Linked DNA regions of Mus musculus: regions 2 and 3 are each linked to region 1. A link is a loop called in an ENCODE intact Hi-C map of the cell type or tissue named here. Cell type or tissue: heart. All regions are shown on one strand. Links, peaks and the distances in the headings refer to the core of each region. The heading gives the core; the rest is flanking DNA.

Region 1 (3,616 bases), core at 691-3,190:
CAAGCCTGCCTGCGTAGATTGTCGTGTCCAGAGCAGCATATTATTAGCTCTTAATGATCAGAGTGTCAATTGTCATTAGGCCCAAGAAAAATCTTCATTCCAAAGTTACTGCTGTTATTATTCAATTTCTGCCACAATACAATGTTTATATTTTGTATCCTTGTAGAATTTATTTATATGTCCAATCTTGGTATTCTTTTGTTCCCTGGTCATCCACCACCACAGTGTCTCTGAATGAGTTAACTTTTCTAAGAAAGGGAGGTCTTAACACTTTATTCTTAGATCATTTCTCCATACTATTCTTTGTCCATCAGTATAAGCCACTGTGTAGGGCAGAGATAAATCCAATCTTTGTTGTTGTATCTTTTCCTCAAGCTGCATACCATATGCGGTCCCCAGTCTTATATGTACTGCCATTTCCTGAGCATAGTAGGCTTTTAACCTGATCTGCTGCCAACTGCCCTAGCCCACCAAATCTTATTTACCTTTTTACGTTTGCCTTGTTCTATTTACCTTGTTCCTGAGTAAGTACATGGGCAAATGTTCCAAGGGCATCTTGGAGCCAGAGCCTCAAAAGGAGATCTCTGGCATCTATATTTGAGTCACAACCTCCATGGTACAAGGAAGACTTTCAAGTAGGGCCAGATAAGGATTTCTCCCTAAAAGCAGGAAGGGGTAGTATGTTCAGGAATTTTGTGGGAAAGCTTAGAATCTGGCTTTATGATGTTCACTGGTCCCATTAGATATGGCTGTGCCACTAACTTGCTTAATATCTCTGGAGAATACTTTGTTGAATGTCTTGGTGGCTTGACATGTGAGGAAGGTGGTCTGGACTCTGGAGGCTACGGCCAGGAGCACTCACAGAGCTGCACTGTAGCACTCCCAGCCATATTGGAGAGCCTCCCCAGTAGCACTACAGAGCTACACGGAAACTACAAGTAGGAATGTTTTCCAACACCAATTTTAACCTTAAAAGTTCTGATTTCCCATAAACCGTGTCTACCTTCATGGAAGACACAGCAATGTTTGAACTCAGAATGTATCAAGAAATCCTAGGCAGAATCCTGAAGCTTCTGAGAAATGGGAAAGATGCAATAGGCGCCTTACATTAATGCTCCACCCTTCAATATTAAAAATAAGCTATAATGGCTCCATTCTGAAGGTATTTTAAGAGCAATCAGGGAAAGATGAGTAAATCTAAAATAGACTTTTAAAAAAAGACGAGCTATTATATTTAATAATGATAACCAGAAATTACAAAGGGTCCAGAAAATTTCTCTAAAAGTCCACACGAAGGAAACAGAGTGAAAGAGTAAATAACAGCCTCTAGGAAATTACTGTATTCATGGTCTTCAGGTCTTAAAATGTCACTGGTACTAAAGTACACTTTTAATCCAAATTCCGAAGAGACCCAAAGGGGTATTTTAAACATACAAAAATACATAGTAAGTATACATTTTTTTATGTTTTGGGAACAAAATATTTCAATAGAAATGAAAAACTTCTGCTTTCATTAAATACTTAAGATACTCATAAATCTTTCCTAGCACTAATACTAAAAAAGCTGTCAGCAAAAAGGATATAGAAATATGAACAACTCTTGGCAGTTCAAGAAGAGAGCCTTAGTCCTTTTCCTTCTACACAGCATTTTATTTAATATTCAACACACAAAAGATACTTTCGTGATATAAGCAGGACACTATTAATGAAAATTGATTTTTGTCTTTACTACAAGATCATCAAAGGAGTTCATAAACTAGTTAAAGGGACATTGAATGAAAATCAAGTTTACCTCTATCAGAAGCTCCTTTTAAATACAATAAAGTGACTCATAAATGTTGTGATAGTAATTTAGCTTTACTGAAATTAAGCATCACAGAGAGAGAGAGAGAGAGAGAGAGAGAGAGAGAGAGAGAGAGAGAGAGAATTGACTCCACTCTAAATACTTGTAGTTTAACTTATAAGAACTCAAAAAAAAATAAAAATTAAGAGCTGGAAATACAACTCAGTTGTTAGTACATTGTCTGGCTTTCATTGAAACACTGGGTTCAATTCTCAATTGTGTGTGTAGGGGTGGGGTGGGAGGGAATTGGAGATAATGCCTAGAGAAATAAAAAGTTAACCTATGTCACCATCTAGTGGCCTTAGAATATAGTTCTGAAAGGAGAAACTTCTCCAAAGAGTATGAATCCAGAAGGGAAGCATCCAGAGTCCTCCATGCACTGGCCTCCTCCAGGCTGGGCTAGGCGAAGATCCACCCTCCCGGGACCAGTATCGGCACAAGACACCCTAAGACCAAGTCCTCGACACAAAGATTTGTTTGCCATAGAGAGCAAAAAGGCAGGGAATAAGAGACAAAGGCAGAAAATAGGGATGAAGGAGTAGGGAGAAAGGGACAGGGGAGTAGGGGAGGGATATTTTATCCCAGGGACAAAGGATTGTCTCTGGATAGTGAGGACACCGATGTGGCACATAGGAAAATGGCAGTTTATAAAGAAACAAAGGGACACCCTCCCTCCCATGTTTGGATGGGGTGTTTAATTTTGACATGTTATTTAGGTGAGCCAAAGGGGGCCTTTGATTGCTGGGCTTCAGTACTTTGATAGCTGGACCTTGGATGTCATCCACAGGAGGAGGAAGTAGCTAGCTTTAGGAATGCACTCTAATGGTTTTTAGCAAGGCAGAGGGAATAAATGAGAAGGGCAAGGCCTGCCCAAGCCATGTTTGCCATGTTTGCCATGTTTGCCATGTTCAGCTGGCATGTTTGTCCCTTTCTACTACTTCTGTCTGCACAGTTGCACAAGTCTAACCTTTGGACAAAATCAAACAAGAATGCCACCGAGGACACTGTTTTGCCAGCATCATAAGTCAACGATCCTGCACCGGGCACCTATTTGTTTTTTGAGGTGAACAAATATATTTTCACAAAAGCCAGACTAAATGAAAAATAACATGGTCGGAAAAGCCTTACCCAAGGGTATATGAAAAGTATAAATTTATAACCTGTTTTGATAGTGTTTAGTTAAGATTAATGTGCACGTGACTTAGAAGTCAGCAATTCAATGGATATGCACTCTAGAGCATTATGTGCTCATAACATAATGTCAGCAATTCAATAGATATGTTCTCTTTGAAATGGAAACGAGAACATGACCACTCCTGGTATGGTTAAGGAGAAAGTTTTTATTGTGGGTCTGAGGGAGAGAACAGCCCAAGGCATCCGGAAGGGTCCAGGCTGAGCATTGCCGGCAGAATAGACGGGGCCATGAGAGGGGAGAAGAGACAGGGGGGAAGAAATGAGGGGGCGGGAGAGAGAAGGCAAGGGGACAAAGAGAGAAGCCAAGAGGAGAACCAAACAAGATAGCATCTAGCCAAGATAGCTGAGGTTCTATAGGAAAGGGGAGGTGGGGGGAGGGCAGTGAAGCTCGGGGCTGGGGTGGTTTAAAGGATTTGGGATGAGAAGTGCTAAGGAGCCAGGCCAGTGTGTGTTTTTAATGTTAAGACAGCCCTGTTAGCCGTTGGTCCCAGGTTTCTCTGAGACCTTACCCTGTAGACCAGAGGTGTGTGCATACTCCAAAGCAGTCTACTGACTGCACCCAAAGCTTCTGGCTACTTG
Region 2 (3,616 bases), core at 700-3,199, 430 kb after region 1:
ATCCCCCCCCGCCCCCCGCCCCCCCCCCCCCAGGTTTGGGAGACTGAACTCAGCACTGCTCAGGCGTGAGCCTCACTCTGGCTTCCTCCTAAATCACTGTGTCCAGGAGGCTTCTCTGGGCACCATGGCTGTGGGAAAGAGACTTGTTGTTCAAAGGGACAGAATATCGACTTAGAGATTCTCAGTTTCTCTCCAGCTAATGAAAGGGTGTAATTTTACAGCATCACGTTCATATGCATACATAATTAGTGTGTTTATGAAACACCGTGCAGAACCTCAGAAGGCCTGGTTCTACTCCTGAAAGGGAACCCTCCAGTGAGGAGCAAGTACGTGCGATGTGACTGTGCTCGGACTGGGCTATCTATCCATCCACCATCCAAGGCACGGAAGAGATCTTCAAAACAAACAGCCAAACAAACAACCAAACACCCCACGCTTTGGTGAAGCACTGACAAGGCCAGCTACAGATCCAGCCACTTCTACAGTTCCAGTGATAAAATAAGCACTAGCTACTACATGGAACAACTGTGCTAGCCAGAGAGATTTTTATAATCGGAGAGAAAAGCTCCCATCTTGACTTGCTAAGAGAGACAACTCCTCTTTCCTTGATTATAAAGAAGGAAGACAGATGGCTTCTTGTTTAAGACTGTAATTTCAGCATCCTCCCTCAGTTAAAAACAAGATGTCCTTTTCTGGCTTTGAGGGAAAAATCTCATGGGAGGGATTTTTATTCCTGGCTGTATTGAATAATTCAACAAACACCCCAGAGAGCCCAGGGAGATATAAAGAAGAGAATACTTCCCCTTGTTCTCAGGGAGTTTACAATCTTACTGTGGAGTTTATGAACAGAATTGGGACCCACAGCAATTAATGCTTTATTTCTTCATTTCCAGCTAATGACCCAGTGGTTACCCGTAGGGAAAGAAGCCTTGGAAGTCACTCATCCTGTGCCTAGGAAAGAGCCTCAGGTCAAACTGCAGAAAAGTCAAGGATCTGAAGAAGTTGTTGTTGAGTGCTTATTCACTGACCTGTCCACTGCCTACCCACATTATTTAATCTTACACTTTGCAGCCATCCCTGCTATCAGGACTTCACAGAGGATCATGAGGTTTGGAGGAACAAGCCATCCAGGAAATGGTAATGCAAAACACCAACTAGGGAATTTTCTGTGTGTGAGTTTGTCTCCATTCCATACCCCTCCCACCCACACCCATTCCCCACCCTCTTGTTTAGATTTCTCCTTTCCTTGCTCCTCTAGTCAACTTCCCCTTTGAGTTTGAGTCACCTTGAAATCTGCCTTTTATGGACAAGTCAGCATTTCTGGGGTCTCACTCTGGTATCTTTGCAAACCTTTTGATCCCAGTCTTTGCAACACCTTGACAATATGAAACAAGACCGGAATGTTTATATGAGTGTTAGATACATGCGCGTTTCGGTGATAGTTAATCATGACCTTGTTTACTCTCGCCATTTTTAAACTGCTCTCGCTTCACTGTATCTGTAATGACTTCCCTAACATTGGAAATTTCTTAAAGGTTGTGCATGTCTAACTTGTTGCTACCCCCAACGCATATTAATACAGGTTTCGTTTTTTTTAATAAGAGAGTAGCAACTTTGCCTTTTATCGCCTGTTTAATCTTAGTGCCATAAATTTCTAGACTGTAATATAGTGAGTGCCTCGGTAAATATTTTAAAGATGAATTGGTGCGTGTGTTTATGTGTGTGCCCGCGCTACCATGTGTAAGAAAGTTTAGTGAAGAACCAACATGGCTTTGACTTGAGGGCCTGGAGTACTACCTTCCCCTCCCATTTCTGGCTCTTTTACTACAATTTCCAGTTGGGTGCTCTCACTGTCGTCGGCCTCCTTCAAGGCTTAGTGTCCACATCAGCAAAATGGGGCCAGGAGCAACAGATGATATTTTTCCACTTCCATCACCCATTCCTTCTCCATGGGAGGTTTTGCAAATACTCTCTCTTCTGGGTAACATAAACAGCCGCCAGAGCCCTAAAAAAAGCTCCGGGTCAGTGACCTCAGAGGCGCTCCCACCCGGGAGAAGGAGCGACCCCCGGTGACCTCCCCGTGCCTCGCGCGTACAGAAGCAAGTCGGCCGCCTTCCCTCTGCGAGCCCGCCGGGTCCACGGGCGCCTCGGCCTCAGACGCCCTCTCGCCGCCCCGAGGCAGAGCTCGGCCTCGGTGCCACCGCGAAATGGGCCCGGCGCCGCGCAGACTCCTGCGCGCGCCCAAGGGCCCGGCCTCGTTCTGGGCTGCCGTCGTCCCCGCCGTCCGCGCCGCGCGGCGCTGCACTGGGGGCGGGGAGTCTGATGGGAGACGCGCGCGGCGCCGAGGAGGAGGCGGCTGCAGCCCGGGAGAGGGAGCGGGAGCGGGACTGGGAGCGGGTGGTGGGAGGCGGGGGCCAGGGGGAGGGGCTGCCGCCGCCGCCCGCCCCTTTCCGCTGGGGAGCAGCTGCAGCAGCAGGAGCGGAGCCGGAGCCGCGCAGCCGCCGCCGCCGCCGCTGCCGCCGCCGGGGGATGTGGCCGGCGCCTGCCCCGGACCGCGCAGCCTCCTGAGTTCTTGCCGCTGTCGCCGTCGCCGCCGTCGCTGCCGAGTCGTGCGGGGCCAGGCCGCGCCCTCCCCGGGCGCCCGCCGGCTCGCATGCCGAGGGGCTCCGGGGCGTAGCTGCGCGCCCGGCGCCGCCTCCGGGCTCCTCCGGCCCCGCCATGGGCTGCTGCAGCTCCGCCTCCGCCGCGCAGGTGAGGGGCTCCCGCCTCCCGGCCGCCCGCCCGGATGCCACCCCGCGCTGTGAGCGCCTGCCGAGCCGTGCCCTTCGCTCCCCTGCCGTGCCCTGCGCCCCTCCGGTCCCCGCCGACCTCGGCGCTTCGTGCCTGGTCCCCCAATGCCCGCTGCGCTCCCTCCCCCGCTTTCGCACCTGAGCAGCCCGTCCCGCCCGTCTGCAGGTAGAGGCGCCCCGGGCGCCCGCTCTGCCCCGGGGAGGCATACGCTTCCCTCTCCTTGGGGCCCGCCAGCCTGCTCTCCACCTCCGCCGAGCCCCCCCGCCACCCACAGACTGTTTTCCGTGTCCCCAGAAGGTGTACCCCAGCTTGGGCTCTTCACCTCTCTTCCACCTTATTCTAGTTTCGGATCCATTTAATAAGCTGCCCATTTCCCCTGGTCTGCGGGCCCCCTTGGCCGGGATCAGGTGCTTCACTGGGTCCCGGTGCCCTTCCAGGGCCCATTTCACAGATCCCACCCGCTCGTTCCCCATCCCATCCCCCCTCTGTGCCTTGACCCTGAGCACCGCGGCCTCTCGGCGCACCGAGGCCCCTGCGGGAGCGGGGGGACTGGGCTGGGAAGGAGATTGGGCACCTGGTGGGTGACGGGAGCGTTACGGAAACTCCCTCTTTGTTGCCAGTGTAACAGGAGGAAGAGGTGCCGAATTTAGTTTTTCTGTGGGCACTGGCTGGATGTTGTCGCTGAGGGCTGAGATGCAGAGATTTCTCTCAGCTGCCACCCTGCCCCCATCCAAATTTCGCTAGCCGCCTTCTCTTTCCGATCAGAGCCTTTAACCTGGGTGGAAATGTTTGGACAACTGTGTAAGGATCAGATGTAATAGAACTT
Region 3 (3,616 bases), core at 700-3,199, 570 kb before region 1:
TCACAGACAAATAGGCTGATACCACAGGAAGGCAGGTAGCATACTATTATAGATACTGTACTGTTTCTTTTTTGTTTCTTTGTTTTTCGAGGCAGGGTTTCTCTGTATAGCCCTGGCTGTCCTGGAACTCACTCTGTAGACCAGGATGGCCTCGAACTCAAAAATCCGCCTGCCTCTGCCTCCCAAGTGCTGGGATTAAAGGCGCGCGCCACCACTGCCAGGCAGTCTGGCACTTTTTACTTGAGAACCTGCTGCCAATGCTTGCCTAGGAAGTTCTCAGGTTCAGGAAGGCGATCTTCACTTTCCTCCCTGTCTACCACTGTAAATTTCAGCATGCACAGGACCTGCAGTTCTAAGCCAGTATTGAGAGGGAAAATAGAAACAATCCTCCATCCTAACCCAGAAGCTATATCCAATTGATAACTGCTGCAGAGCAAATCATTTTTCCAGTGATGTCTGGGTGTACAAACCATATTTAAGGGTAGTCCCTCCCGATGCCTAGCAATAGATGGCCAACATAAAACGAACTTAATGGTATTTTTAGAGGGTTTTTGTCTCACACTGCTTTGTCTGAACATTTCCATTTAATATTAAAAATCTTTTGTTTATTATGTATTATGGTTTCTGCTTTTGTTTTTATGTTTTGTGTGTATATCTCTGTGTGAATGTGTCTCATTGTGTCTCTAATGCTCTTTCTTTGGCTTTTTTCCCCCTCCTGTTTATTTGGTCCTTCTGTTTTTAAAATCTTATTTTATCATCATCATTTTAGATGTCTGTTTATATTCTTATGAGAAAGAGAAAAGAAAATGTGTGGATTTGGGTGAGTGTGGAAATGGAGGAGGTTCTAGGAGAGGTTGGGGCGGAGAAAACTAATCGGAATATACGGTAGGAAAAAAAATAAATTTTCAATAAAAAAAACAAAGCTAAGCCCTTCTCTTAGTATTGATGCTTAAATATAAATAATCCCAACACCATTTTTTTTTTAAATTACATAGTTGATGGGGATCAGCTCTAACTAGCAATGTAAAATTAGCAGTTGTAGATAATAAGTTTAGGAGTACACACTCTGTAGTTAGGCAGCCTGGAACAAAAATCTCTCTTCACTTATAAGTCGTTTAACCCAGTGATTCAATAAACTCGTCTGTACAAAAGGAAACACTAGGGTTCCACGTTTGTTGAGGAAATTCTTGACAGCCTTTGAAACACAGCTACCCGATCTACAGAACTCTGTAAATACAAACTGTTATTAAGAAGCTTCAGCAACATTTCGTGAACCGGTACGTCAGCCACTGCTTATCATTAAACAGGTTTTCGGCATAAAAAAAAAAAAAAAAATCTTACAGCCGTTTGCCTAGCATCTTCCACCAAACTCCACATACTGCAGGCCTACAGTCCCCTCCGGAAACTGGAACTGGTTTTGGTTTGTGTTTTCAAAGCCAGTGCCTTTCTCTTCAATTAGTAGAAAATGAAGCCTCAGAGGACTTTTCTCACTAGTGTTGGTTTCCACCCTGTAATATCCTCGAAGGGTCCCGGGACCCCCGGCCCGCCCCCGCCCCGGCCCGCCCCGGCCGCGCCCCGCAGCAAAGAGCGTAGACCGGGAGGGGGCGGAGCCTGCGGACAGAAGCCAAGGCTCCGACCGATAGCCTGAAAGGGCCAGAAAGAGGGCGGGGCCGGCAACGCGCGAGGCCCAGACCTGGAAGAGGTGCTGCCCAGAGCATGCCTGACGCGATGTCAGCACGACCTATCTTCATTTTCGCTTTCCATGTTCAAAACGGTATAGTCTCCTACCTTCCAATATTAAAACTATTATTTATTGTCGCTATGTCGTTTCTGTGTTTTTCCTTAGGGCAAAAGAGGAAGCGCTTCAGTCAGGCAGATACTAGGCACCAACAGAGCGCAGACGCCTCGGAGTTGGGGTCCTTTGCTCGCGCCGAAATTCAAAGGAACAGTTCCGGCACGGTTGTTGGCTGCAGCGGATGCGGTGCCCGGGATGGTGGCGTTCGCCCGGTAGCGCCTGAGTACAGGTCGGGTGGCCTCACTGTCCACTTTCGCGTCGGGTTGGAACTTTGCTGGTTCCCCTGGCCAGCCGCTTTGTGGCGGGTGCGTAGTGCTGCTCTTGGCCCGGCCTGGTGTCCAGGCGGGAGATGAGGCACAGGGGTGGGCAAGATTCTCAAGGAGGGACTTGAAGCGAGAATTAGAGATGTTGACTGTTGTTCATCCGTAAGGTGAATCGAGAAAGGCTTGGGCAAGCGAGAGAACACGGAATTTTAAAACGAGGCAGTAGAATGGATTCACTTCGCCCTTAAGGTTCACTAACTACCCGGGTTCTGAGAGTCGAGTGTAAACAGAGTTAAGGTCGTATGTAGGCAAAAAAGCACAACGGGACCGAGAATGAGTTGGAAAGACGGTGCCGACTGATGTCATCTTTTACTGCTGTGGAGGAAAAAGGAAGGAGAGGATGGGTGTGCGTGCTATTAGGGAGATCCATGAAGGACTCCTGTAAGATGTATGCTAAGTGGTGTGCAGTAAAGAGTATTCAGTCCAGTGTCGTCTGTGGCAAGGATAATGAAATGGGAAATAATTAGTAGTCTCTGTTAACTACAGTATTGTAGTGCAACACGAACCTAGGAAAGTGGACAGTAATGATAAAGATGATTTTTAGGTTAAATGGTTTAACTTACCGGCATTGGCTAACGGTTGGATGTTTTAAAATCTGAGCCAGCTGTTTTTAGGAGAAAAAGTAGTTTGGCAGGTGTATTTTTTCTTTTCTTTTCTTTTCTTTTTTTTTTTTTTTTTTTTTACTTTACGTTATTGTGTATCCTGTCGTATTTACTATGATTTGAGGGTTTTTAACATTCTACATAAATGATCTTATTTCTGTTTTATACAGACGTGACTTGTAGCTTGTTGCCTAACAGGCTTACTAACCCAAGACAGTTTAGAAAATGTATGTTAAATCAATCATTCTCGAAGGATTCAAGTCCTATGCACAGAGGACTGAAGTCAATGGTTTTGACCCCCTCTTCAATGCGATCACTGGTTTAAATGGTAGTGGAAAATCCAACATATTGGACTCCATATGCTTTCTCCTAGGCATCTCCAACCTGTCCCAGGTAAAGTGTCAGCTTTTCTGACTTATGTGTTGGCAAGAGAATCTGTTAATCTGTGGAGACTTTGGGTTTTCTTTCTTTGCATGTTTGTACTTCATGTGTTTTGTTTGTACTTCATGTGAGTTATGTTGTGTTGCAGTGCAGCCGTTTAAGCAAATACTATTACTGTTTCATCCTGTAGACAGACGAAAAGATACATACAGAGGCCTTGCCTGAGGTTTGTCCTCCTAAGCTGTTGGGAGTAACACCCATACCAGCATACCAGCACTGTTATATTGGGTAGTCTCTGTTCTCAGTCCATACCTGCTCTTTTTTTTTTTTTTTTTTTTTTTTAGTTTCCCACATTTCTTTTTTTTTTTTTTTTTAATTTTTTATTAGGTATTTTCCTCACTTACATTTCCAATGCTATCCCAAAAGTCCCCCATACCCACCCCCCAACTCCCTTACCTACTCACTCCCCCTTTTTGGCCCTGGCGTTCCCCTTTACTGGGGCATATAAAGTTTGC

Evidence for each region. Hi-C counts contacts between places; a loop is a spot of excess contacts. Peaks named below come from ENCODE experiments on the same cell type or tissue, not always from the same donor. Only the 100,000 strongest peaks of a DNase experiment are listed, where the experiment ranks them.
Region 2: a loop joins it to region 1, with 5 times the contacts of the local background. A loop is called at or near these places in 2 of 42 quality-filtered maps.
Region 3: it touches region 1 in a loop (20-fold over the local background); 7 of 42 quality-filtered maps call a loop at or near these places.

The regions. Positions count from the first base shown.
Region 1 is chr4:53,007,258-53,010,873 of GRCm38, forward strand. No RefSeq gene overlaps it. Among named protein-coding and RNA genes, the nearest start is that of Nipsnap3b, 2.8 kb to the right of the region's middle. In heart, for the core only: a CTCF peak has its summit at 2,136 (motif pointing left); no DNase peak of the experiment used is centred there.
Region 2 is chr4:53,437,966-53,441,581 of GRCm38, forward strand. Slc44a1 (solute carrier family 44, member 1) reads left to right here and starts at 2,451. Exons shown (of 16, transcript NM_001374697.1): 1 at 2,451-2,751. The coding sequence starts at 2,719. In heart, for the core only: a CTCF peak has its summit at 2,184; a DNase peak (open chromatin) is centred at 2,316; H3K4me3 peaks cover 1,914 bases; H3K27ac peaks cover 2,125 bases.
Region 3 is chr4:52,437,311-52,440,926 of GRCm38, forward strand. It overlaps Smc2 (structural maintenance of chromosomes 2), which reads left to right and starts at 1,911. Exons shown (of 25, transcript NM_001301412.1): 1 at 1,911-2,100; 2 at 2,891-3,113. The coding sequence starts at 2,946. Smc2os (structural maintenance of chromosomes 2, opposite strand) reads right to left here and starts at 1,654. Exons shown (of 2, transcript NR_045175.1): 1 at 1,342-1,654. In heart, for the core only: no CTCF peak of the experiment used is centred there; a DNase peak (open chromatin) is centred at 1,661; H3K4me3 peaks cover 2,486 bases; H3K27ac peaks cover 1,879 bases.